Regions from separate parts of the Homo sapiens genome. Here region 2 is linked to region 1. A link is a contact called in ENCODE Hi-C or POLR2A ChIA-PET data. All regions are on one chromosome and are shown on one strand. Each heading gives the region's core, a stretch centred on a gene start or an enhancer-like site at or near the end of the contact. The rest is flanking DNA. Distances are from core to core; before and after follow the strand shown.

Region 1 (4,731 bases), core at 1,290-3,789:
AAATGAGCTGCCTGGTACTCAGTCAGGCCTCTGCAGCCCTCACTAATGGGTAATACCAGCACCAACATGGATGGACGTGTATGTGGGTGGCAGGGTTATGGCTCAGTCTTCTGGCTTTGTCCCCACCTCTCTGCCTCACAGAGAGGCCTTCCCTGCCCTGGCTCCCCTCCAGGGTCCTGTCCCCCATCCCTGTACCGTACACCCACGCTCACCCACACCTGCCCCCACCCCCACATCACCATACACCCACGCTCACCCACACCTGCCCCCAGCCCCACTTCTCCTTTGCAGCTCCCCTCCGCCCACACCTTCCTGCCTGGGAGCTGCTGGCCCATGTACAGGGGATGGAGAGGGTGGGCCAGCGCCCACCAGTCAGGGCTGGCTGACTGGGGTTCTTTGTGAACCTTCAGGGTCTCCCAAGCTGGAAACCTGGGGGTCGGCCTTGCTCCCCTCACTCCATGGCCAGCCGCTGCATCATCCCCTGCCCTGGGCCACCTGCCCTGGACGTGGGCCACAGTGCCAGAGAGAGGGACCCTTGCAGGTACAGCTCAGAATCTCCCTCCTACCCAGACACCCCCAGGTTCTGTACTGCCCCGGGACTGGTGCCCTGCCCATCCGCAGCCCGGATGCTCCCTCCTCCCTCCCAGCATCCCCTGTGGCAGTGGCCATGCCTGCCCCCAGAGCAGCTCAGGCTCCCCTTTCATCTCTCCAAGCCTTAGCCCCTGCAGCCCTCCGCCTGGAGTGTTTGCCTCCCCCTCGCTGCTGCTCAGGGTCTCCCTCTGCCCCCAGGCTCCCTCCCCAGCCCCTGAGTTTCTCCTCTCACTGTGCTTCCCCAGCCCTGAGTGCTTAGGGGTCTGGGTGGCATGTGTGGCATTTAACCCCATGCTCTCTGCTGAGCCCTGAGCTCCCAGAGTTCCCTCCAGCCCTGGCCCTGGGGAGGGGGTAGCATGTGACCAGGAGGGCGGAGGGGCTTGTGTGTGTTTCTGAGACGCAGTCTGAGAGAGACACGGGTGACAGACAGTTGGGGACCCCAAACACTGGGGAGCAGAGATAGACAGGAGGGGCCCGCAGTGAGACACAGAGGTGAGCAGGAGAGGACACATAGCCCTGGAGAAAAGGAGCAGGTGTGGGCGGGCTTCCCTCCACTGCAGTCACAGTTCCCTCACTCATAGGCAGATCTTCCTGGGTCCTCCCTGCACAAAGCCCCAGTGGCTCCCTCGTGTCCCCCAGCCACAGTCCAAGCTCCCTAATGTGCTAGATAAGGCCCCAGTCCAGCCTTTCGGTCCCAGCACTCCCTGGACTTCCTGTTTGGGCCTCCAAGCCTTTGCTCCCCTTTGGCCTTCACCCCCATCTGCTCCCTAGACCTCAGTCCATCTGGCAAACACTTCACCATCGCCCTCTCCATGAAGCCTTCCGGCCCACCTTCCAGGATGACGTGAGCTGGTGCCCTTGCTGCGAGGCTGTCTTCCCCCATCAGCACAAGTGTGAGATTCCCTCAGGGCAGACCCACATGCTACTTGGGCCTGGTACAAGTGTCTGATGTCAGGCTGGGCACTGTGGCTTCACACCTATAATCCCAGCACTTTGGGAGGCCGAGGAGGGCGGATCACCTGAGGTCAGGAGTTCGAGACCAGCCTGGCCAAATGGTGAAACCCCACCTCTACTAAAAATACAAAAATTAGCCGGGCATGGTGGTGCATGCCTGTAATCCCAGTTACTCGGGAGGCTGAGGCAGGAGAATCGCTTGAATCTGGGAGGCAGAGGTTGCAGTGAGCCGAGATTGCACCACTGCACAGAGCCAGACTCTTTTTCAAAAAAAAAAAAAAAAAAAGCAGGTGTCTGATATCCCCAACCAGCTCTGTCCAGGAAGGGCAGGAAGAGAGGAGGAGACAGGTGGGTTGGGGGAGATGGCAGGGGAGCACTCGGGGTCATGGAGAGGCTTTGGCTAGACGGAGCAGAGGAACCACTCAGGGTCTGTGTCCTGGCTGCGGGGTCCATCCCCCTCCCTACCCAAGAGGAGGCTCTGGTCTGCCCCCAGACACCTCCCAGCACCCAGCAGAGGGCCCACCCAGGCGGTGCTGGTTGAGGGGCTGAATTGGGGAACCACAGGTAGAAAGAGAGGCCAGGCCGGGTGCGGTGGCTCACGCCTGTAATCCTAGCACTTTGGGAGGCCGAGGCAGGTGGATCACGAGGTCAGGAGTTCAAAACCAGTCTGACCAAGATGGTGAAACCCCGTCTCTACTAAAAATACAAAAATTAGCCGGGCGTGGCAGTGGGCGCCTACAATCTCAGCTACTCGGGAGGCTGAGGCAGAGAATTGTTTGAACCCGGGAGGCAGAGCTTGCAGTGAGCCGAGATAGCGCCATTGCACTCCAGCCTGGGCGACAGAGCGAGACTCCGTCTCAAAAAAAAAAAAAGAAAAGAAAGGGGGGCCCCAGGCGAGCTCGGTCCCACCCAGCAGGCGGGGGCGGGGCAGGGCAGAGTGCTCCCCCCGCCCCCCGCTTCCTCCCCGAGGGCCCCGGAGCCCAGCTCAGCCTCAGTCCCCGCAGCTTGTGCGGCGGCGTCGGCACCATGAGGCGAGGGCCCCGGAGCCTGCGGGGCAGGGACGCGCCAGCCCCCACGCCCTGCGTCCCGGCCGAGTGCTTCGACCTGCTGGTCCGCCACTGCGTGGCCTGCGGGCTCCTGCGCACGCCGCGGCCGAAACCGGGTAAGGGGGACCCACGGGGCGCGCGGCGCCGGCAGCTGCGGGGAGAACGGGGCCCCGATCGCCAGGGCGCAGGCAGAGCCCCGACCCCCGGGGGCGCCGAGGGCTGAAAGGACCCTGTGGGCAGGGCCTGGAGGGGCCCGCGATCACCGCGTGGCCCTCACCGCCGCCTCTCTCCCTCCCCTTGTCCACCGCCCCCCGGCTGTCCCTCCCCTCCCCGGCCAGCCTCGCCCCCCTCCGCCCCTCCCCGTCCCCGCTCCTCCCTCCCCTCGGCCCCCTGGCCTCCCTCCCTGTCCCCTCCCGAAGCAGCCGGGGCCAGCAGCCCTGCGCCCAGGACGGCGCTGCAGCCGCAGGAGTCGGTGGGCGCGGGGGCCGGCGAGGCGGCGCTGCCCCTGCCCGGGCTGCTCTTTGGCGCCCCCGCGCTGCTGGGCCTGGCACTGGTCCTGGCGCTGGTCCTGGTGGGTCTGGTGAGCTGGAGGCGGCGACAGCGGCGGCTTCGCGGCGCGTCCTCCGCAGAGGCCCCCGACGGAGACAAGGACGGTGAGTTCCGTGTGTAGGGGAACCAGTCTGAGCGGGGCGCAGGGGCTGGGGTGTCGGGACGGTCTAGGGGGAGATGCATGGCCCCTGAGGGGGAGAGAAGGGCTTTAAGGGGAAACGGAGACAGAGTGGAAAAGAGTTTGCGCTGAGGAGCTCAGGCTGGGGAGGGAGACATAGTCCTGCCCCTGAGACCCTGGTCGGAGCCAGGAACAGCTCTGCCCTGACAGACCCCAGTGTGAGGAAGAGACAGGTTGCAGGAAGGGGGCCCCGTCTGAGGGAGGAGTCTGTCCTGCCCTTTGGGAGTCTAACGGAGCTTGGTTCCCCCATAAATCCCTGAAGAGTTTGCCAGACTGAGCCCCAGCTCCCCAACTCCCTGCCCTGCCAGCTCCCCACTGGCCAGGCCTCTGGACTCAGGGTCAGCCAGGTGCCACCCCTCCCCACCCTGCATTGGGCTTCATTTGACGGAGGACTGCCCCTCCAGAGGAGTCTTCTAGGGGAGGGAGGGAAGGCTGTGACTGAGTACGGAGCCTCTACCCCCTCTGCCTGCAGCCCCAGAGCCCCTGGACAAGGTCATCATTCTGTCTCCGGGAATCTCTGATGCCACAGCTCCTGCCTGGCCTCCTCCTGGGGAAGACCCAGGAACCACCCCACCTGGCCACAGTGTCCCTGTGCCAGCCACAGAGCTGGGCTCCACTGAACTGGTGACCACCAAGACGGCCGGCCCTGAGCAACAATAGCAGGGAGCCGGCAGGAGGTGGCCCCTGCCCTCCCTCTGGACCCCCAGCCAGGGGCTTGGAAATCAAATTCAGCTCTTCACTCCAGCATGCACATGCCCTCTTTCTGGGACCAGGCTAACTCTGCAGAAGCACAGACACTACAGACCACAGCATTCAGCCCCCATGGAGTTTGGTGTGCTTGCCTTTGGCTTCAGACCTCACCATCTTTGACAGCCCTTGAAGGTGGTAGCCCAGCTCCTGTTCCTGTGCCTTCAAAAGGCTGGGGCACTATGAGTAAAAGACCGCTTTTAAAATGGGGAAGGCACCATTAAGCCAAAATGAATCTGAAAAAAGACCAAGTGGGAGGATGCCTAATTTGTAGTTGGGTGGTTTTTTGTGTTTGTTTGATTTTTTTTTTTTTTTTTTTTTTTTTTTTTTGAGACGAGTCTTGCTCTGTCGCCAGGCTGGAGTACAGTGGCGCGATCTCGCCTCACTGTAACCTCCGACTCCTTGGTTCAAGTGATTCTCCTGCCTCAGCCTCCCGAATAGCTGGGATTACAGGCACGCACCACCACAGCCAGCTAATTTTTGTATTTTTAGTAGAGACGGGATTTCACCATGTTGGCCAGGATGGTCTCGATCTCCTGACCTCGTGATCCGCCCTGCTCGGCCTCCCAAAGTGCTGGGATTACAGGCATGAGCCACCATGCCCGGCCTTGTTTTGTGTTTTGGTTTTTTTTGAGACAGGGTCTTGCTGTATCACGCAGGCTGGAG
Region 2 (4,731 bases), core at 2,162-4,661, 4.8 Mb before region 1:
GCACCACTGCACTCCAGCCTGGACAACAGAGTGAGACTCCGTCTCAAAAAAAATACACACACACACACACACACACACACACACACACACACACACACACACATAAATTAGCTGGGCGTGGTGGCCAGTGCCTATAATCCCATCTACTCAGGAGGCTGAGGCAGGAGAACTGCTTCAACCGGGACCCAGGAGGTGGAGGTAGCAGTGAGCTGAGATCATGCCACTGCACTCCAGCCTGGACTACAGAGAGAGACTCTTGTCTCAGAAAAAAAAAAAAAAAAAGGAGGAAAACAAGGCCAGGCATGGAGGCTCACGCCTATAATCCCAGCACTTTGGGAGGCTGAGGTGGATGGATCACCTGAGGTCAGGAGTTCGAGACTAGCCTGGCCGACATGGCGAAACCCCATCTCTACTAAAAATACAAAAAAACAGACAGGCGTGCTGGTGGGCGCCTGTAATCCCAGCTACTTGGGAGGCTGAGACAGGAGAATCACTTGAACCTGGGAGGCAGAGGTTGCAGTGAGCCAAGATCACACCACTGCACTCCAGCCTGGGCAACACAGTGAGACTCCATCTCAAAAAAAACAAAAACAAAAACAAAAACAAAAAAAGAAAGAAAACAATCATGGGAAACAATTGAAAGAGCTGCCAAAGCCACAGGAACCTGGCTAGGATCTCCACTAGCACTGTGCTTGCATAGGTGTGGACTAAATAAATACGCAGCTAGTGACCAATCACCACTACTGATAGGAAAACGGGCACCCCTCTGTGACTCCTCCTTCAGGGAAGAGTTCCAGCCTGCCACCTGAAAGAGCAGCACTGCCAGAGGCTTGAGCCACAAGACGGATGGGAGACACAGAGGCTTCACAGGCCTTCCTGGTGCACCCAACCTCTCCTTCTTCTTCTGCCCTCTTCAGTGACAGCCTCGAACTCTCCAAGACTCCAACTTCACAAAGGTAATACAGAAGCTGCTCTCAAAAGTGCCTAAGACACAGAATAGCATCAAAGTCAGAGGAAAAGGAAAGCTGGTGTTCGGTATTTCAGGTTCACACAGAAGAAAGCTGGAGACTGTATTAGTCTCCTGTGGCTGCCATAACAAATTACCACCAACTGAATGGCTTAACACAACAGACACTTATTCTCTCTCAGTTTTAAACGCCAAAAACCCAAAATCAAGTGGTCATCTGCAGGGCCATGCTCTCTGTCAAGTCTCTAGGTGAGCATCCTTCCTTGCCTCTTCTAGCTTCTGGTGGCTGCCAGCAACCCCTGGCTTTCCTTGGCTTGTAAATGTACTATTCCAATCTCTGTTTCTGTCTCCATAGGGCCATTTCCCTGTGTGTGTCTCTCTGTATTCAAATTTCCCTCTTTTTATAAAAATACTAGTTGACGAACTAAGGCCCACCCTCATCCAGTATGACCTCATTTTACCTTGATTACTTGTGCAAAAACCCTATTTCCAAATGTCACATCCATAGTTTCCAGATGGACATAAATTCAACTCAGTATAAGGACAAATTACCAAGAGCCACAGCCTTCAATCCAAAGGTTGAGTCACTGCTGTAACTCCACACAGCAGCTCTGTTATTCTTACATCTAAGCTGATTAAGAATTAGAGTTTAGACTGATGAGGAACCAAAACCTTAAGACCTAAAAGTAACACATAAAAGTTACACTGTCATGTGGCTCCTCTTCCCTGGACTCTTATGTTCTACAGCATTTGTTCCTGTCACTACCAGGACCTCCTACCCACCACCATTCCAGAATCTTCACTCACCTTGGACCCTGACACTGGTTTTGTTGAAAGGTCTTACTGTTCTCGAATCAAGCACGGTCCTGTGGAGTCGAATAGGGTCTCCGGCCACCTTTGATGACTCCCTTCATTCTCAAAGCCACTGTCTGAGCTGTCAGTAACTCACGCTGCTAACCCCCAGATCACTCTTAAAAGTAAACTTTCCTTTTTTTTTTTGAGACAGAGTTTCGCTCTTATTGCCCAGGATGGAGTGCAATGGAACGATCTCGGCTCACTGCAACCTCCACCTCCCAGGTTCAAGTGATTCTCCTGCCTCAGCCTCCCAAGTAGCCAGGATTACAGGCATGTGCCACCATGCCCAGCTAATTTTGTATTTTTAGTAGAGACTAGGTTTCTCCATGTTGGTGAGGCTGGTCTCAAACTCCTGACCTCAGGTGATCTGTCCACCTCGACCTCCCAAAGTGCTGGGATTACAGGCGTGAGCCGCCACACCTGGCCAAAAGTAAACTTTTCTAACTGGATGCAGTAAATTCCAAAGTTTATCATTCAAACACTCAAACAATAATATTTATTATGAAACAGGAGTACAAACCATTTTACTGTGTTTATGAATGATTCTACTCAGACTTATCTTCGTAACACAATTCATAATTTTCAGCATTCCAGACTTCAGCTTTGGAACAGAACTATGTTCTGAAATCTTGACGTTTGCTTATCTCTGATCTGTTTTCACCAGTGGCTGATTTTATCCTAGGTACCCTCCACGTAATGTCTCATTCCCTAGGGCCCTGGCATAGCTCAGCGCCACAGCAATCAGACAAGGACTCTGGAGCTCTGGAGCTGTATAGCATCTAGGGTGTACCCAGGTCATTCCAGCCGAAGAAAAAAAAAAAAAAAAAAAAAAAAAAAAAAAAAACTTCCTGCTAACACAACATAGGAGGTGGTTTTGACACCAGCAAGCAGAAACATGGAAACTCACAGGGAAACTCTAGTCCTCTTCTATGCTCAAGGCAAGAGCCGCAGCCCTCAAGAGACCACAGGCAAATCAAGTGGGTCAAAAACACCACACCCCCTGCAGAAACTGATCCACCCAGCAGACGGGGGGCCTCAGCCCGGCCAGCTTCCGGACTCCACCAAACTTCACAGCATGACCCGAATCAGTTCCTTCCAGCCTCCCCAAGGAGCCCAGGAGTTTCTCGGAAAGAAGCCTGCCAGTGTCAGGAAAAACGCCAATAGCTCCTCCTCGTCCTTGCAAGCCTCGATCCTACGTGCAGCCACTGTCACCCCCAGACCCCACGCTCCGACCTCCGAGCCCCCCAACGCCCGTCACACCATCCAGCAGTCTCCTCAGAGTCCAAGTTGCCCTCTCCAGACCCCCGACTCCACCCGCAGCCCAGGAGGCCAACGCGGCCACCTGACCTCTGACCCCTGACCCCGACCTGGCCCTCCGCGGCACACCCACCTGCCCGGGAGCTTGCTGTTGCTGCGCTTCCAGAATTGCTTCCTGGCCCCGTCGCTGGCCATGGCCCCTCCTCATCCCTCAGACCCGCGGCCCAGACACCCCGAGTGCACCCGGCCCTCCCCTAGCGGCCCTTTCCTGTGCCCCGGGTGGCCCCTCACTGCTCCCGGGACTCCAGAGCCTAGAGCCGAGAAGCTCTTCCGCCTCCTTCCGGAAGTTGTGCCTACGCGCGCCCGGAAGTCCCGCCTAAGTCCCTGGTGGCGAGTGACGCAGCACTCCGAGCGCCCGTCGTTATTAAAGGGCGACGCCGCGCAACGCACGTTACACGCATCGCGGAGGGAGCGGAGGTGGTTGGGTTTCTGAGTTTGAGTCTGTCGCTCCTGGCTCTCCCGACACAACAGCGGCGCCCACCTGCCCGCAACGGACTCCCAGGAGCCTCGAGCTCCTCATTTCCAAAGCTGAACTGCCCCGTGTCTGATTCCGATTTCTCTTGAGCGCGTTTCGGAGCCGGCCCAGAACAGAGGGAAGCCAGACACACCATACCCGGCCCAACAGTGGCAGGGCGGCTGCGGGTGCTGGTCAAGCTGGGTCACCCGGCACTGAGTGACGATCAGCAAATACTCAGTGGACGAAATATTTGCAGTGCAGTGAGGTGAGGGGCATAACCGCGGAGCGTATTCGAAGAGATGAGAGAGACTGGGGATTAGGCCAGGCTTGAAGGGAAGAATGGTTTGAGCACCGAGGACAAGAATTAATTCCCCAGGCCTGGGTTCCAGCCTTGTGCGGCTATCACGTGCTTGAAACCTGGCTAGTCCGGAGTGAGATGCGCTTTACGTGTAAAATACAGGATTCCAAAGACGTCGTATAAAATAATTTGTATATTGTTTGCATGTTAGGTAACATTTTTAATGTATTGGATTAAATAAAATGCATTAAAATTATTTTTACATTCCTTTTACTCTTTTTAAAATTATTTTTACCTTTTTTATTCTTTTTTTCCGGGGGGGACTGGGGGTGGGTGTCTTGCTATGTTGCCCAGGCTAGTCTCGAACTCCTGCCCTCTAGTGATCCTCCTGCCTCACCCTCCCCAGTAGTTGGAACTGCAGGTGCACACGTTATGACTAGATCTTTTTACTGTGTGTGTGTGTGTGTGTGTGTGTGTGTGCAGAAAATCACTAAAAAAACCGTGTCTGGTTTGCATTACATTTCTGTGCTTCTTAGACCAAAGATTGAATGCTCAGGGACTGTCATTTCAGACTGGAGCTTTAGTGTATTTGGAGCTCCTGCCAGTTCTCTTTTAAAACAAAAATCTAAGACATATTTTCTGATTAAGAATTTCCCTGGAGGCTGAGGCAGGAGAATAGCGTGAACCCGTGAGGCAGAGCTTGCAGTGAGCCCAGATCGTGCCACTGCACTCCAGGCTGGGCGACAGAGCGAAACTCCGTCTCAAAAATAATAACAATTTCCCATGCCTCTTCATTTACTGGTAAGTAACATTGACTTAGTACTTACTATGTGCAAG

The links. Hi-C counts contacts between places; a loop is a spot of excess contacts on that map. ChIA-PET counts read pairs that join two places held with the same protein, here RNA polymerase II (POLR2A). Pooled maps may share reads with other maps.
Region 2: a loop to region 1 is called in a pooled map, with 4 times the contacts of the local background. The contact joins the promoter of TBC1D22A here to the promoter of TNFRSF13C in region 1. A Hi-C loop is called at or near these places in 2 of 50 pooled maps. POLR2A ChIA-PET finds 5 or more read pairs at or near these places in 2 of 52 experiments (GM12878 and activated B cell).

The regions. Positions count from the first base shown.
Region 1 is chr22:41,924,614-41,929,344 of GRCh38, reverse strand. It overlaps TNFRSF13C (TNF receptor superfamily member 13C), which reads left to right and starts at 2,539. Exons shown (of 3, transcript NM_052945.4): 1 at 2,539-2,707; 2 at 3,014-3,244; 3 at 3,791-4,731. The coding sequence starts at 2,572. The coding sequence ends at 3,978. It also overlaps a transcript of CENPM not described here. RefSeq lists enhancers at 1-540, 684-753, 3,311-3,810, 3,811-4,312 and a silencer at 2,479-3,218.
Region 2 is chr22:46,761,330-46,766,060 of GRCh38, reverse strand. It overlaps TBC1D22A (TBC1 domain family member 22A), which reads right to left and starts at 3,411. Exons shown (of 13, transcript NM_014346.5): 1 at 3,213-3,411. The coding sequence starts at 3,274. It overlaps TBC1D22A-DT (TBC1D22A divergent transcript), which reads left to right and starts at 3,533. Exons shown (of 1, transcript NR_186691.1): 1 at 3,533-4,150. RefSeq lists enhancers at 1,694-1,743, 1,764-1,843, 2,884-2,963, 3,664-3,793, 3,530-4,364 and 1 more and a silencer at 2,704-2,763.